Regions from separate parts of the Homo sapiens genome. Here regions 1, 2 and 3 are each linked to region 4. The links are chromatin contacts, found by Hi-C or POLR2A ChIA-PET in ENCODE. All regions are on one chromosome and are shown on one strand. The core of a region is the stretch at or near the end of the contact, and the rest is flanking DNA. Distances in the headings are between cores, read along the strand shown.

Region 1 (2,700 bases), core at 72-2,571, 1.5 Mb before region 4:
TAGAATGTTTTTCTTATTTTGTTACAAAAGTGTAAGCCGAATAAAAGAAATTTTTAGGAGGTCGAGTTTAAAAGTTTTCACTAAATTAATTAATTAACTAATTAATTAATTATTTTTGAGACAAAGTTCACTCTGTCACCCAGGCTGGAGTGTAGTGGCACGATCTCGGCTCACTGCATCCTCTGCCTCCCTGGTTCAAGCAATTCTCTTGCCTCAGCCTCCTGAGTAGCAGGATTACAGGCACCTGCCACCATGCCCCACTAATTTTTGTATTTTTAGTAGAGATGGGGTTTCACCATGTTGGCCAAGCTGGTCTCAAACTCCTGACCTCAGGTGATCCACCCGCCTCAGCCTCCCAAAATGCTGGGATTACAGTCGTGAGCCATTGTGCCCAGCCTAAATTTATTTTTTAGATAAGTAAGTCTAGCTAAAGGTGACAAGGCTAAATACAGAAATGCGCATGTAAAAAGAAATGCACTTGGGAATGTATGTTGAGAAGACAAGTTTCCCACTGGCCATTCATTTAACAGCTTGCATCACATTGCAACTATCTTTCCTTGTTGATAATATGGGAATGAGTTAAAGAAATAGAAGAAATTAAAAGGGAGAAAGATTAAAGTCTGCGAGTGAGGTGGCAAAAGAGTTCAAAATAAAGTAAATGCTTCTAGAGAAAGCAAGTAAAAGGGGGCACGAAGAATTCCACTATAAATCATGCTAAGTGTGCTTAGACATCACAACTCCAGAATTACTCTAAGTGCTACCTTTTCTTGATGAACAAAGTGCAAGTAAGTGACCTTTGGTACCGACACCTAACTGTGCGAATAGTCAAAATATCCTGTAACAGAATCCATCAAGACCACTTAAAATTGCTTAATTTTGATGGTACTTTGTGATAAAATCATGAGCCAACTGTGAAAGACTATCTACCAGGCCCGCCTTTTCAAAAACTAAACATTATTGGGTGTGGTTGGTTGATTATGAAAAGAGAAACTACACTAATTCTTGGTAGTTTTGACAACGCCTTTAATGATAAAGAAGTGTGTTTAACATGTGTCTCTCATGTTCACTATGGTAAAGTTGATCAGTTTAACTCTTTGCAAACAAGCAAGAGATCCTGCAAGCAGGAAGCTTTTCTGTGGAACTCCTGACGCAACACAAACCATAACAGTTACTGCAAAGCTTAATGCAAACCCTCTAGAGTCCACGCTGACAAATTCTTTAACAAGCCCTGTGGTTACAGGGAAGCTGGTTTCACTGTGACTCACTCCTGCTCAAACAGTTTACTGGAAATGAAGGGGAGGGGGAATTTTCAGAGAAGTCATGTGATGGCCAGACAAACCACAACCAGTAAAGGTTCATCAGAGTCAAAAACAGGTCCCAGCAACAACTGACACCCAGAGTCTTCAAATGGTACTAAAGTGTATGAAAATGTGTCCTGTTTAGTTTCAGATCATCTACACCATAAACTCTTTCATGAATCTGTGTATGTAAAGGAAAAACTTCACAGCAGGAAAAACCAGCAGGCATTGACATGGTGTAGGCAACTGCAACCGCACACACTTCATAGGAAAATGTGCTTAAAAGAGAATAGCATTAGTGGAATGCCAAAGCACTTTCGTGAGTATTTAAATAATCTTATCAATTCCTTTCCCATAGTCTTTAAACTCAAATGATCAAACACATATTCTATCATTATCAAAAGAATCCTTCACTTTGACCCTATAGTTTGAAAAGGGATGTTCGCTAGATAAATGTCTATTTTGTTTTACTGCATTAAAAAAAAGGCATTGGCCATAAGAATGAGAACTACCATTACAACTAATAAACTGTTTTTTGGTTTTATATTTTCACTAGTAAAATAATGTAAATAACTCAAAACTTCTGAATAGGACAAAGATCCTATTAAGCTAAAAAATAAGATTTTTTTCAGCCTTAAATTTAATAGAAATTAGTAAGGTAAAAGATACTAGTATTAAAACTTAATTTGGGGATTTAGCTTCAACATACAGAGTAGGTAGCAATTATTGATTATTAATTACATTAATTACTATAGTCCTAAATAGAACCTAAAAATGTTCCCTTAAAAAAAGATTAAATTCAGAAACTATAAAATAGCCTTTGAGGAAATATTCAACCTAAAATGGTCGGCAGACTCATGAACGATACTCAACAGAAAGACAAGCTAATTGATATGAAAATAGAGGAAAAAAACTGATATTCTTTTTTATCTTTTTTTTTTTTTTTTTTGAGATGGAATCTCACTCTGTCACCTAGGCTGGAGTGCAGTGGTGTGATCTCAGCTCACTGCAACCTCTGCCTCTCGGGTTCAAGCGATTCTCGTTCCTCAGCCTCCCAAGTAGCTGGGATTACACATGCCTGCCATCATGCCCAGCTAATTTTTGTATTTTTAGTACAAAAAATTTTGTATTTTTACAAGGTTTCACCATGTTGGTCAGGCTGGTCTTTAGCCCCTGACCTCAAATGATCCACCTGCCTTGGCCTCCCAAAGTGCTGGGATTACAGGCATGAGTCATCATGCCAGGCCCCGATATTCTTTGAAAAGGTGAAGTTTTAAGACTTTTACATTTCTGATTTAATTTTAAATTTCCTATTCTGATAGCAATAATAAGAAGTAGGAAATTTCACATAGTCAGCAACCTAACACTGTGAGAAAGAATCCAAGTAGCAGGTCATTAAAAC
Region 2 (2,700 bases), core at 120-2,619, 1.5 Mb before region 4:
TACTTGGGAGGCTGAGGCAGGAGAATCGCTTGAACCCGGGAGGCGGAGGTTGCAGTGAGCCAAGATCGCGCCATTGCACTCCAACTTGGGCAACGAGAGCGAAATTCTGTCTCAAAAAAACCCCAAAGAACAAAAAACGAACCAAACAAAACAAAACAAAAAAAACCTGTGCTTCCCTCGAGTTTCCCATTTCAGGTTATTGTTTACTCATCCTCTTCTAGTCATTTCCCTTTGCCTCAGAATCGTTTACAGAAAAGACAGTCTAAGTTTTAAAGTTCAGCTATGGTAAGAGCCTTGGTTTATTAAAAAATTATCATTTTCCCATGGGTGAAAAGAAAAATAGAGTGAAAATCAAAAGGAGATATTCAAGTCACCTCAGTAAGTCTAATACTTTGTTATGCTGTAAGTTTTAACTTTTTAATCCACTTGGGAAGTATATCTACCAATACATCATTTAAGATCAAGGCAACAACTCATTCTATGTAACAGAACCATTACTTTCCATTGGCTCTACCCTTGTTTTTAGGAGAAGATGTACAGAAGTTACACTTTCTAGTCTAAGACAAAGACAAATTTCCCAGTAGAGCATACACAGACGCTCAACTTCTGTCAAGGAACACTGGCAAACCAACTTCACTTATTTGCCTAAAAATGTGAGTGAGAGCTGTGAATGTAATTTCAGCCCGAAACTTCCCAGAGGGGAGAAGAAACCGGATTAAAGTCTTACCTGTGGTGTGCCCATTTCGCTTTTGTGGTGAAGCTTCTGCCGTTGAGCCTCCAGGTACTCCTGAAATGGCTTCTGCAGAGATGGACCTATGCCGGGGACAGCACTGGAAGCAGGGTACAGTAGCCCAAAGAAAAAGACACATTTGGGAAGAAAAGCAGGAAAAACGTTAAAGAAAATGTACTTACCACCTGGACTCAAAAGGCAGGGATTGGATAGGAAGAGGAATAAAATATAAAAATCAGAGAACTGCTGAAATTCTGTGACCCCTTTTTAGTTAAAAAAAAAAAAAAAAAAAAAGAAAATTTACTCCATCTAACAACCCCTTAAAAACCAAAATCTCTCCCACCAACATGTCTGGGAGAAACCAAGAGCTGTAAATCAGAAACCGCTTCCAGCAAAAGAGTTAGTCCTCAGAGTAAGGTCAGCTCAGCTGATACTGTACTCTGGTATGGCACAAAGAATAAAATGAATGACTTCTCAGAAGTCCCACATTTATCACCACTAGTTCCTGTAAGAACTGGTTTGAACCAATTAATAAGGAAATGACTTATGCTTGTGTCATCCCTAGTTAAAAAAGAAACTGCCCGCCCTCTCTCTGACTTGTCCCCTCTTCTCAGAGGGGGCGGTCTTTCTCAATCTAAGTCCTTATTAGGACAATCTGTGCGTCATCCTTATCCAAAAAGAATGCATTAGCAAACTTGGGAGGCACCTCCCACTAGTCAGAAGTCAGTGATTAACAAAGGAACAAAGAAGGAACTATGAACTTTGAATCCTTTCATGGTTTATGGTAGACAGTTTGCACAGAAACTCCAGTACATTAGTAACAGCTTGTTCTGAGATGATTGGGATAGTGATCTTTGATAAATTTATGTACTCGGAGCTCCTTCTTACCCAGAATACATGGAGGCAGTGCTGTTAAACCGGTTTGGCAACTGTAGCTAACAGGCTCCTGTTTTAGACATGCTTGCAGGCGTTTTTAAAAACGGTAGCTTGGGGCAACTTAGAAAAATCAAACATCTCTATTTTCTGTACCTTTTAGTTTCTTACCTGTTACATAGGGCTAAGGAGGTAAATAAGTTCAAACTCTTTCTTAGAGCCAGCCAAAGAGATTCCGATATGTACTTGCAACACTGCCTAATGCTTGTCCTATTAAGTACACTGACTCAAATTCACTTCACTTCACTTTTTTTTTTTTGAGACAGAGTCTCACTCTGTCCCCCAGGCTGGAGTGCAATGGCCTGATCTCGGCTCACTGCAACCTCTACCTCCAGGGTTCAAGTGATTCTCCTGCCTCAGCCTCCCAAGTAGCTGGGATTACAGGCGCTTGTCACCATGCCTGGCTATTTTTTTTTGTATTTTTAGTAGAGATGGGGTTTCACCATCTTTGCCAGGCTGGTCTTGAACTCCTGACCTCGTGATCCCCCTTCCTCGGCCTCCCAAAGTGCTGGGATTACAGGTGTGAGCCACCGCGACTGGCCTTCACTTCTTTTCTAGAACAATTCCTTGCTGCTTTTTATAACAAAAAGCAGGAATAGAAGAGTTTTTGCTATTATATTTTATCAGATGCTAACATATCCCTAACTTCTGGCTGATTCTTTTCTTTAATCCTTTTTATCTATCAGTCACCAAATACTTAATTGATTCCTTTTGCTGGGAAAAAAGCCAAAAAAAAAAAAAACCAAACTGCCCACAAGGAACTTAAAATCATTTATGGGGATTTGGATTCAAAACATAGGCAGATGCGCACACATGTGTGCGCACACACACACACGAACTGATCTGTGAACAAAATAATTTACAATTCAATATTAAAGTTTTTGGTACAGAAGATATATACCGAAGGAATTGGAGGGAGAAAAGAGAGATCAGTGAGGGGTGAAGTTGTTAAAAAGGTCCTCTAGGCCATGTGTGGTGGCTCACGCTTGTAATCCCAGCACTTTGGGAGGCCAAGATGGGAGGATGGCTTGAGCCCA
Region 3 (2,700 bases), core at 201-2,700, 1.1 Mb after region 4:
ACGCTTTGTTTTATTCCGAAGAAAGCCCGGCACTTAGAAGAGATTTACCACCATCTTTCTAAGAGGGATCTTAAGAGTTTGGGGAGCTGGGAGTGTGGGGGAAACACACATTAAGATCAAAAGAAAAAAAAAAACTATGCGAAAGTAAATGAAGCTGAATGTCATTTTAAACAGAGAAAAAGAAGCGACGGGAAAATGACTTAAAAGCAGAGAGATGGGTATCTCTGTATCCAGAGTTCAGCTCCAATTAACAATAACCTCTGGGGTTACTAGGGGGCGGTGGGGGTGGTATAGAGCGCCGTTCGAGATCAGCCACGCGCCTGAGCCCCATTCTAATCCGCTTAGCTACTTCCGAAGACACCTCCAAAAATAAAACTTAAACTTTGTTCTAAAATAAAGACAAAATCCAGAAGGGAATGGTTTACCTGGAGCGTTTCGTAGTGGGATCTCTCATGACCATACATTCTCTAATTTCTCCAAATTTGCTAAAATAGTCTCTAAGGCTATCTGTAGAGAGAGAAAGAGAGAGATGGGGGGGGGAGAGAAGGTGTGGAAAAAAAAAGCAATGCAAATTTTGATCAAGGACAAAATCCAAAAGTAGTTTTCTGTTGTTATTCTGTTTTGTTTTTGCATTTTTTGCACACGCGGGGGAAATTCGGCAACAGAGGTCGCATAGAGGGCTCAGAAAGGATTTGCTATTTAAAAAAAATAACCTTGCACAGGAGAAGTGGGGAGCCAATGGCGGGGGGGGGGGGGCTCCTACACCGGGATAACAAAGAGCAATAAAGAAGCCAAGAAGGGGGGGACCCAGGCGTCCCCCCCTCCCTCCCTTACCTGGTGAGGTCTGCCAGCTCAGTCCACCGATAAACATTTTACTAGAGGGAGAAAACATAACAGAAGTGAGCACCGATGTCAGATCGGCCATTTTGACGTGTAACTTACAAAAGCTAAAAGGAAAGCGGGGGGGAGCGAGCGAGCGAGAGCCGGGAGGTGGGGTGGGGGAGAAGGTGACGGCGAAATGCAATCCAAAGGTGTGTAACTTCCACGGGGGGGGCGCGCGGGAGAGGCGGGGGGGCGCGGGAGATGCCCGGCTCCGCGCACCGCCGTCCCCGCCGCTGCAAGGAGAGCGAGCCCAAGGCGGCGCGGTGGGCAGCGGCTGGAAACTTACCCGGGGTCGTGCTGGGAGTCGTTGGCGCTGCCCGAGGTGCCTTGGCTCCCATTTGCCTCCATATCTGAGCCCCCCCGCCCCCCCACCCCCAAAAAACCAAGCCCCACAGCGATCGGAGCGGAGCGGCGGCCGGCTCCGAGCCCCGAGATCTCCGCTCCCTCCTCCCCCTCCTCCTCCCCCCCGCCCGGGCTCCTCCGAATCTCTCTGCGAGCGGCGGAGCCGGGGCAGCGGCGAGAGCCGTCACACGTGGGCTCGGCTTAGCTCAGCCCCGCTGCCTCGCACACCCCCCCGTCCCCGCCCCCCCGGCCCATCCCCACCTCTCCCCCTCCTCCTCCCCACCCCCATCTCCTCCTCCTCCTCCCCCTCCTCCCCGGCGCACGTGGGGCGGAGTTCTAGAACGTCGTGTAACCAATGCCGGTGACGTCACGCACCCCCGTGCGGCCCCCGCCTGCCCGCGCGCGCACACTCGGCCCCCCACGGCCGGACCCACAAGGGTGGCGCGCGAACCCCGCGGGCGGAGGGGACCCCGCCTCCGGGCCGGCAGGGCGCAGGGCGAGGGGGAGCGCACCCCGACTTCCCTGGATCACATGGGCTGCGGGGGGCGGGTGGATCGGGGGAGGGGAGGCGCGGGGAGCTTGCTGCGGCTCCTCACCCGGACCTGGGAGAAGACGCCCCCCACCCTCTCTAGTTCGCCCTCTCCATTCAAGTTTGCCGGCCCCTGCCGCCGAGATCCGGGAATGGCACCAGCCGCCCGCCCTCCGCTGTGCCCTGTTTCCAGCCACCGCTCAGAAATTTAGGTCAAGGACGTCGGGAGCAAACCCACACCCTGGCGCTCCTTTGGCGGCCCCCGAGACGCCCCAGGATCGGGGGGCTTCAGGATGGCGGAGACCCTCCTGCACAAACACCAGCCACAAGTTTTATTTTCCTTTTGCGCTGGAAGTTCTCTCTGGCTCTGGCTCCACACCGGCACGTCTTGCGCGGTTCCCCGCCCTTCCCCAGTAGAGGTACCAATCCGTGCCCGGGAAAGGTTATTTTGGAACTTTGAGAAACTGACGCGATTCCAGTGGCGAGAAAGTGCCGAAGAAAGGGTTTCCGCGTTAATCATACAGTGTTTTAAAAATGTAATAAGATAGGTTATAGGAGTCAAGGTCACATGATTGAGGTTCAAAGCAAATGTTTGTATATAACGAGAAGTACTTTTGGGGTGTCTCTGGGATGGATGGGAAGGGTGGTTATTTCAGGAAACCCCTGTGTAATCCGTTCGTTATATATTTTATTTCTCACCCAGCCTTTGTATGCCAGGATAGTAAAGTGCATGATACTGAAATAGCCCAAGACCCCTCACGACCTGCAGAGGTAGCTAGGGTGGCAGAAGGCTTCAGAATCACTCCCACCTTAGCAGCAGTAGTATTGTGCAGCACGGGTTCTGGCATACAGTAGGTGCTTAATAAATGCGGTTTCATACCTTCATGCACTGAAAACTCCAAAAAGACAATGTCTGTAGCCTTCCAAAGGCATCGCATGAAAGTTTC
Region 4 (2,700 bases), core at 129-2,628:
GTGATATATATATATAAATCAAACCATGTCATTATGCATATTTACATGACGATATGAGCATGTCATATATTGTGTAATCAATTACTACATTGTGCCATATAGTAGCATCCATATCTATATATATCATGATGTGTTGTAATTTATAAACTCATGCAATGATAGCCTCCCATGCACATAACAGCACACACATAGACACAGTGGCAAACAAACATAGATGCAATGACACAGAAACATACATACAGATACACCCAATGTGTTTTTGTTACGTTTTATTATGTGACTCATAGACACATAATAGCACACACATATATACACACAATGGCCCCTTCACATATACAGAAATAGATAATGTCTATTCTATAGATGCATACTATACACACGCATGCGCATAATGGCATGCATATATACTCTGACCTAAACAGCAACACATCATGCAGTGGCGTGCGTGTTGACCTACACACTGCTTTAGGGAAGTGAAGATGTCCACTCCTCCCCATGCACCCCCTACCTCCAGTTCCATTGGCTCTTGCCTGGGTGGAGCCCACAGTCAGGGGCTCTAGGGTTCAGTATCACCGCTGCTATTCTGTGGGGGTGCCACACGAGGGCCCCCGACCTTGGCTGAAACTGGCTTGCCTAATGAGTCCCGGGTTCAGAGTGGAGAGGGGCTGCCTCTCGGGGCTTCTCCCAACACCCCTGGCTCTGGGGACTCTGTCTAGACCCCTGCCACTGCATATAGACTGACTCCTGGCTGAGGGGATTCTCACGTCCTTGTCCCCCAAATTATTTAGCAACAAGATCTAAGGCTAGACAGAAGATGAACTTCCAGGCAATTCGGGACAAAGCCAACCCAACAGGCCATGTGGGCTTCCCTGGTGGCCTGGGACAGCCAGGTTGCCCCCCAAGTGCAATCTGCCAGGAGGAAGCAGAAGGAATTCTCCGTCTATTTCTACCTGTCTCTTTGCTTGTCTTCCCGGTTTCTTTCTCTTGGTTTCTGTCTCTCTCTTTGTTTCATCTCAAGTCCCATCTTTTCTAGTTCTGCCCTTCTCTGTGGCTGGATCTCTGTCATACCCTCCCCCGTTCTGTCTCTATCAGTCTCACCCGATGTAGGGAGGACCATCTGCACCCCACTCGCCTCTGTACTCCGGAAGGTGTGAGAATGTGTGAAGATGAGGGTGGGAGGCCACATGTGGGAGCCCTGGGCTGACATGCCGTGAGAAACCTGCTCTTCCTTCTGTCCCCGACCCTGTCAGCCGGTTCAGCCCACCAGTCCAGCGCCATCACCATGGAAACCAGCAGCCGACTTCCTATTGGTGGGTGGGAGGGGAGGAGGAGGAGGAGGAGGGGAGGGCTGGCTCTTCCCGGCTCACCCCCCCACCCAATTCTGAGGCTCAGCCCTCCTCGGAGCCCACCATCTCGAGGCTCCTGGACTGTAAGGGACCCCTGCAGTCCCCAGAGCAGAGGCCAGCAGGGGCTGAGACTATGAGGCAAGCAGCCCATCGACCCAGGCCTCCTTAGGACCAGCCCAGCCACCCAGCAAGCGAAAGAGCAGCAGCAGAGAGCAGAGCCGGAGATAAAGGACCACAGCGGACCACTGGGGATCACCCCCAGCAGCTCCTGAAGCCTCTGGCCGGGCTGAGGGGTTGCGACAGACGGCCAGACCCACAGACACTGACAGACACACAACGACACCGATGCACACAGCTGCACGACACTGACACACTCAGATACAACCAGGGACAGCATCACATACTGCCACAGCCCTGCAATACAGACACCCACACACACACACACAAACAACTGGCAACTCTGAAATGGGCAGACAGTGACACACAGCACCACCCCCCTCAACACACAGAAGTGGGGGCACCCATCTTCCCAACACATGAGACAGCATTGACCTGCACGGACAGACCTGGAGACACACACACGCACCCTCACCCAGGCGCAGCTGTCGGTGGCCTCTGCACATCCTCCCTACCCCCACAGGGACACCCTCGCTCCTCCACATACTCGCGCACACACACAGCTACCAGCAAACATAGCTCACATACCCCTGGCTCCAGCTCCAGCAGCCCTGGCGCCTTCTGCAGCCTCCTTTGTGGGTGGGGAAGAGCTCAGCCAACCTTGGATGGAGCGTCGGTGAAGCAAGAGCTCAGAGGGGAGAGGGGCTGGCCTGGCATGACCCTCGCCAGTCCCCCCACCTGGCTGGGTGATGTCCCCCGGCCCGGGTTCTGGGGCCCCTTGGCAGTACCATGGAGCAACTGACAACCCTCCCACGGCCTGGGGACCCTGGAGCCATGGAGCCATGGGCACTGCCCACCTGGCATAGCTGGACTCCAGGTCGAGGGGGTGAACCTAGCAGTGCAGCCCCAAGCATCGCTGATACTCCTCCGGCAGCTCTGCAGCTTCAAGAACTGAGGTCTGAGGAGAGTTCCAAGCCCAAAGGAGACGGGAGCTCCAGGCCCGTGGGGGGAACTGACCCTGAAGGAGCAGAGGCTTGTCTGCCCAGCCTGGGCCAGCAAGCATCCAGCTCTGGACCCGCCTGCCAGAGGCCAGAGGATGAGGAAGTGGAGGCTTTCCTGAAGGTAAGGGATCTGTGGAGGGCTGGGGTCTGCAAGGTGGGGGTCTCTCACCATGTCCTCCAGCCTGGCCAGGAGGTGAGGCGAGGTATGCATCCCCAATGCCCACCTGTCCTCTCTT

The links. A loop is a pair of places that touch in the nucleus more often than their neighbours do. ChIA-PET counts read pairs that join two places held with the same protein, here RNA polymerase II (POLR2A). Pooled maps may share reads with other maps.
Region 1: a loop to region 4 is called in a pooled map, with 5 times the contacts of the local background. The contact joins the enhancer-like site here to the promoter of TSPOAP1 in region 4. A Hi-C loop is called at or near these places in 9 of 50 pooled maps. POLR2A ChIA-PET finds 5 or more read pairs at or near these places in 3 of 52 experiments (GM10248, activated CD4-positive, alpha-beta memory T cell and activated naive CD4-positive, alpha-beta T cell).
Region 2: a map of GM12878 shows a loop between it and region 4 (4-fold over the local background). The contact joins the enhancer-like site here to the promoter of TSPOAP1 in region 4. A Hi-C loop is called at or near these places in 2 of 168 maps with a recorded cell type or tissue (GM12878 and naive thymus-derived CD4-positive, alpha-beta T cell), 10 of 37 single-sample maps with no recorded cell type and 14 of 50 pooled maps. POLR2A ChIA-PET finds 5 or more read pairs at or near these places in 7 of 52 experiments (activated B cell, activated CD4-positive, alpha-beta T cell, activated CD4-positive, alpha-beta memory T cell and 2 more).
Region 3: a map of CD8-positive, alpha-beta T cell shows a loop between it and region 4 (9-fold over the local background). The contact joins the promoter of MSI2 here to the promoter of TSPOAP1 in region 4. A Hi-C loop is called at or near these places in 2 of 168 maps with a recorded cell type or tissue (CD4-positive, alpha-beta memory T cell and CD8-positive, alpha-beta T cell), 1 of 37 single-sample maps with no recorded cell type and 7 of 50 pooled maps. POLR2A ChIA-PET finds 5 or more read pairs at or near these places in 1 of 52 experiments (BJ).

The regions. Positions count from the first base shown.
Region 1 is chr17:59,785,237-59,787,936 of GRCh38, reverse strand. The region is part of intron 7 of VMP1 (vacuole membrane protein 1); the gene reads right to left. Among named protein-coding and RNA genes, the nearest start is that of MIR21, 55 kb to the left of the region's middle. RefSeq lists an enhancer at 1,017-1,496. Within about 2 kb of position 1,321, at least 30 of the 41 ENCODE cell types and tissues checked have a DNase peak (open chromatin) inside an H3K27ac peak, as active enhancers do.
Region 2 is chr17:59,836,425-59,839,124 of GRCh38, reverse strand. It overlaps VMP1 (vacuole membrane protein 1), which reads right to left. Exons shown (of 12, transcript NM_030938.5): 11 at 728-830. Among named protein-coding and RNA genes, the nearest start is that of MIR21, 3.5 kb to the left of the region's middle. RefSeq lists enhancers at 276-1,005, 511-1,710, 1-1,874, 1,456-1,915. Within about 2 kb of position 1,369, at least 31 of the 41 ENCODE cell types and tissues checked have a DNase peak (open chromatin) inside an H3K27ac peak, as active enhancers do; they include GM12878, where a contact is called at or near this core.
Region 3 is chr17:57,255,273-57,257,972 of GRCh38, reverse strand. MSI2 (musashi RNA binding protein 2) reads right to left here and starts at 1,450. Exons shown (of 14, transcript NM_138962.4): 1 at 1,169-1,450; 2 at 835-875; 3 at 426-507. The coding sequence starts at 1,230. LOC101927510 (a long non-coding RNA gene) reads left to right here and starts at 977. Exons shown (of 3, transcript XR_007065860.1): 1 at 977-1,031. RefSeq lists a silencer at 1,266-1,895.
Region 4 is chr17:58,327,473-58,330,172 of GRCh38, reverse strand. TSPOAP1 (TSPO associated protein 1) reads left to right here and starts at 1,378. Exons shown (of 32, transcript NM_004758.4): 1 at 1,378-2,585. The coding sequence starts at 2,253. It overlaps TSPOAP1-AS1 (TSPOAP1, SUPT4H1 and RNF43 antisense RNA 1), which reads right to left. Exons shown (of 5, transcript NR_038410.1): 2 at 2,052-2,123. RefSeq lists enhancers at 556-635, 736-905, 1,436-1,505, 2,376-2,535 and a silencer at 2,216-2,325.